Regions from separate parts of the Homo sapiens genome. Here region 2 is linked to region 1. A link is an interaction called in ENCODE POLR2A ChIA-PET data of the cell type or tissue named here. Cell type or tissue: OCI-LY7. All regions are shown on one strand.

Region 1 (2,500 bases):
TGTTGATGTCACACACATAGTGTTAGAAGATCTAATAAGACAGTTGAGCACCAGGTTTGCTTTGTCGGGGTCATGAAGGTCGGGCCCCGTCTGAGAAGGTGGAGGGGCAGGTAGAGCGCTTCCCTGGAGGAAATGTTTTTTCTCACTGTCAATCATCCCAGGGCAGGAAAAGAACTAGTCTTGGACTGAGAAGAAAAAATCTCCTCTGCTCTCTGCACTTGGAGATATGGAGATGCCTGCAGACTTCTACCGGGCGCCTTGAGCTGGTCTTTGCTATGCGTAAGCCTGCCTGGAGGTAGAAAGAGTCTCAAGTTGGGTTTTGGGTCTCAAAATGTGCTCTTCTTTCTTCCTCAAACATTTAGCAGTGCTTTGAATGATTAAGAGAGTAGACCATGTCCACCTGACATGGGATCCATTGTGGTGAAGGTAGAGGGGAGAGCAGCCTGGAGAAAAGTCTCACAAGATGATGAAAGATGGCCTGAAGAAGAGCTCTGGCTCCATGGAACTGTCAAGCCCCGTGGGGACCCACTGTGGCACATGAAATGCCCACAAATCACTTGGGGACATCACGGATACTCAATATTCCACATGATGAGCCCGCAGGTTCTTGTAAATTGAATATTAATGAAATAGTGTCTGTATTTTGTAATCCACAGGCTGGTGAGGTCTGAGGACACATGGATGACACAATGAAGGACTTCCTAAAAATAAGAGACCTGAAACTCTTGAAGTGGTGTTTGAAATAACATTTGTACAATGACAACCACTGATTTAATTAACCACCTGACCATCCTTAGTTGTCTTTAAGACTAAGAATGCTCAGCAACTGATTAATGATTTAAACTTTGGGTGTCATAAGAGCTAGAAAACAACAACAAATCTGAAAATGGCCAGTTCCATTTTATACATATGTATCCATACACGCATTCATCCATTTATTCATCCAGCAAGTATTTGTTGCCAAACACTGTGCTTGCTACAGGAATGCAGACCTTACTAAGACATTACCCTCCAGGGGCTTACATCTGAGTGAGTGAAGACAGGTAGGAATCTGCATCCCCTAGTCAGAGACACAGATTGTTTCTGGTTAATGACACAGTTAGGCAAGCACCCCGCTCAGTTTCTTTCCCAGGGGATTGTGTCACCCATGAAACCAGATGTGCTTTTCCGTGAGCTACCTTTTATTCCTATGATCCCGTGTGGGGGAGATGCTGTAATAGACCTAGCTGTTCTGCTAGCCTATGGGCGCTCCACTGGTCCTTGGTTTTGGCTTCCAACCAGAGGCTGCTTCCTGAAATGACAGGCAAGGTTGAGACAAAGATGGAGCGGAGCACCTAGAGTGCTTTGGCTGGTCCAGCATTGCCCTCCAGTGTTCAAATGCAGGAAAGTGGGAAACAATGAATTCTTAGCATGAAGTCCTGAGATGGCTGTCTGTGGATTAATGAGGGGGTTCCGGGTGGCTCCCCCAGATGAGGGGTGGGAAAACAGAAATTGGGAGCCAGAGTTGAGAAATAAAAGTGAGGATTAAGATTCATTAATGACAGGGCACCTTGAGAGATAGGCATAGAGAGAAATAGAAACAAAGACCCTGTCAGTTTCCTAACTTGGATTTTGTCAGGAGAAACAGCAATTGTCCAGCAAGATGACCAGGCTCCCCTGGAGATTAGAAAGCATGGTGGTGGCAGTGGAGGACTGGTTGCCTAGAGCTGTATATCCAGTCTTCTCAGTCCACCCTTTTCAAGGTTCTAGGGAGACTTTGATCTAGAATTATTACCTCCAGGTTCAGGGGCAGTCCAGGAAAGAGCACAAATCTCCTGAAATAAAATTGGAGGGAAACATTTGTGCATAACAAACCTTTTTCATTAGATTTGCAAAGAGATCTAGGTCATAAGAAGGTAAGTCTGCATTTTTCCTGGGACTTAAATGTTTTCAGTCTCCTGTCTTACATCTAGGTAGTTCATTAACTCAGCCTTGGAGGGAGGTTTTCTTAACCTCAGGGAGTTCCCCCAGTTGGGTCAATGTCACTGAGATGTCCAGCACAGCAGGACGCTGTCTTGCCTCCCAGATCATGGATCTATATGAGTCAAGGCTGAAGTAGCCTTGGCAGCCAATCTGCTCTTGGCAAAACCTGAAACTAGTACAATGTTTGCGTCTTTCGTTTTGTTTCACCTTTGCACACCTAGATCACCTAGATCACCACTTATCTTATGGTGTCATGGAAACAATGGAGCTTCAGCCCCACCCCAAATCTTCCCCTGCTTTATTTCTTCTAGTTGACCTATGACTTGACTTACTGAACCTTCATCAAGCTTGAAATCCTCTCTGTTCCTGCCCCTGTTGCTCTCCTACCTTGTTCCTCTGCAAAGATAGAGAAATGAGTCAGAGAAACTTCCTGATCACGTTAAAAAACAAATAAAATACCTGATGACTAGTTCAGGAGCTGGGTAACTACAGCATAATGTATAAAAGGTTGAATTGCTCACATAATTGTCTGTAAAGT
Region 2 (2,500 bases), 500 kb before region 1:
TCACTGTTTTAGCCAGGATGGTTTCGATCTCCTGACCTAGTGATCCGCTCGCCTCGGCCTCCCAGAGTGCTGGGATTACAGGCGTGAGCCACTGCGCCCGGCTGGGCCTTATTTATGTATTTTTCTGAGACAGAGTCTCATGCTATCACCCAGGCTGGAGTGCAGTGGCATGATCTCTGCTCACTGCGATCTCTGCTCACTTCAACCTCTGCTTCCCGGGTTCAAGTGATTCTCCCACCTCAGCCTCCCGAGTAGCTGGAATTACAGGCACCCACCACCATGCCTGGCTAATTTTTGTAATTTTTTTTAGTAGAAATAGGGTTTCACCATGTTGGCCAGGCTGGTCTCTCTCTTGACCTCAAGTGATCCACCCACCTCGGCCTCCCAAAGTGCTGGGATTACAGGCGTGAGCCAATTGCCCGACCTGAGTAAGTATTTTAAATCAGCACAGGTCCTCTGCTTAAAGTCAAGTTGTAATTTGAACACAAAAATGGAAAATCATGCAGTAAAATACCATCGTGGAGCTTCAATTGCCAATCTGTCCCCCAACCTTCCATCAGATGACAAAACCCAAAAAAGTGTTACCCGTGAGTCCTATGGAAGGCACGTTGGACTTTGTAGACCATAACTTAAATTTTTATCTCCAAATGGTGCTGTGCTTTGAGAGTTTAGCAAGCTGCTTTGATGCCTAAATAAAGGGCCAGGACATAGGTTGCAAAAGGCATTACTACTTCCACCGCTTCTCTGTATAATGCTTGAGAAATTACAAAGATCTTTGCTCTTTTATTTAGTCCTCATGACTTCGCTATAAGGTAGGTATTCTTCATTTTAGAGTTGGGATAGCATAGCTGAGTTCAGCAAACCAGACAGGTTAAGAGTGACTTCATCCACAGACCCCCATCCAGGAAACATCCTGAGCACTAATTGAAAAGCATTCAAGGGCTTACTGAATTTGCATTCACATCTGGAGTTTTCAAGGCCACTAAGCTGTGGAAACTTGACATCAATATTCAAATAGATGAAAAGGGACCTTAAGCATATCCATCAGGGAGTCACCGAGATGATAAAGGCCTGAGAAGCAGTATGCTCTTGTCCGGCATTTGTGTCCTTTGACGACTGCACCATCCACCCAAATTTTGCTGCCTTCTTTATAGGAAGGGCCTTTTCCTCATGTGGTGGGCTGCCCACTGTTTCTTCTCTGTGCATTTGCTCATGTAGTTTGACCACAAGGAATGCTTTTCCTTCTTTCTCTCAACTATCTATAGCCTACATATCCTTTAAGGCCCAGTTTCTAAAATATGTCTTCCAAATTTACTGTTTCTTCCATTCAGAATTCCTGGAGCACATGAGGTAGCCCCCAGTTAGATAGAATGTGGTATTGTTTGCTGCTATTTTGCCTGTTTTGTGCTGTATCACCTCATCCATCTCCCCAGCTTAATTGCAAGCTATTTGACGGGCAGAAATTGTGTCTTATTTGTATTTGTTTTCCCCATTGGGCCCGGCACACTGATTGGCATATTGCAGATGTTTAGTACTTGAGAGAAACAAAATGTCTTCTAGCATTTGTGGATGAAAGATTAAAATGTCCAGGAAAATTTACTTAGATTGATGTGGATTGAAACTATATTAGATTAATAAAAAGATGTGTGTGTGTGAACTTCCTGGGAGTGAGGGTTTAACCCAGAGGACTTCCACGTATGACCCCGGCAGTCTTTCAGAAGAGAAGAGCCCCTGTTCCAGTCTCTCTAGAGGGCTCAGATGCAGCACGGCCTAAAAGCTCATCTGTAGGCAGAGGCCCAGAGTGGAAAAATTTCCAGATGCAGGACTCCCCCGTTCCTCTGACCCTCAGGGGAGAGCACACAAAGTCTATGCTCTGGGCCAATGAGGCGGTCTTGTGGGCAAAGGGGAGTGGGAGTAGCAGGGGCTGGGCAGGGGCTGGTAAGGGAACACGGACTCCAAGACAAAATTGCAGTGGTTAAGAGATGCATGAGGACAGAAAGGACCTTACCTGGCATGGCAGCTCAGGTCCCAGTGCCCTCTGCTGACCTCTCACCCCAGCCAAGATCAATGGCTCTACTTTGCCTTGAGAGAGAAAGAGAGAATGGCCTGGCTCTCAGAGAAGGCCTCACCTCTCCCAAGTCTGGCGGGAGCCTGGCTTCAGCTTCCGTCTGTTCTGAGCTATTCCCTGTAGGCGTCTGGAGGGAACACACAGATGGGTCGGGCTGATGGGACTGGCTGAGTTGGGGGAGGGAGGCTCATGGTGTGTGGCTCCCCTCGTGGGGGAGGTCTTGCCATCATGGTCTTCCATACACGAAAGACATGTTTTAAGCTTCTGCCACGTAAAAGGCACTGGGCCTTTCTTGTTCCTCATCCTCCTCTCTGGCCACATCTGACCATTGGTGATACTCTCCTAGAAACCCCTCCTCTGGCAGCAGTCACAACAGGCTCAATCCTAGTTCTCCCACTACCTCTTTGGCAGCTGCTTCTCCACCTTCTCCAT

What was found. ChIA-PET counts read pairs that join two places held together with the same protein. Peaks named below come from ENCODE experiments on the same cell type or tissue, not always from the same donor. Only the 100,000 strongest peaks of a DNase experiment are listed, where the experiment ranks them.
Region 2: POLR2A ChIA-PET joins it to region 1 with 7 read pairs; 1 of 35 experiments calls an interaction of 5 or more read pairs at or near these places.

The regions. Positions count from the first base shown.
Region 1 is chr14:22,390,893-22,393,392 of GRCh38, reverse strand. All of the region lies in intron 2 of TRD-AS1 (TRD antisense RNA 1), which reads left to right. It also overlaps TRA. Among named protein-coding and RNA genes, the nearest start is that of TRD-AS1, 91 kb to the left of the region's middle. In OCI-LY7, CTCF peaks have their summits at 1,145 and 1,350 (motif pointing left); a DNase peak (open chromatin) is centred at 1,322; H3K4me3 peaks cover 782 bases; H3K27ac peaks cover 1,650 bases.
Region 2 is chr14:22,892,361-22,894,860 of GRCh38, reverse strand. RBM23 (RNA binding motif protein 23) reads left to right here. Exons shown (of 14, transcript NM_001077351.2): 14 at 1-1,657. Among named protein-coding and RNA genes, the nearest start is that of REM2, 10 kb to the right of the region's middle. In OCI-LY7, no CTCF peak of the experiment used is centred here; a DNase peak (open chromatin) is centred at 950; H3K4me3 peaks cover 619 bases; H3K27ac peaks cover 1,706 bases.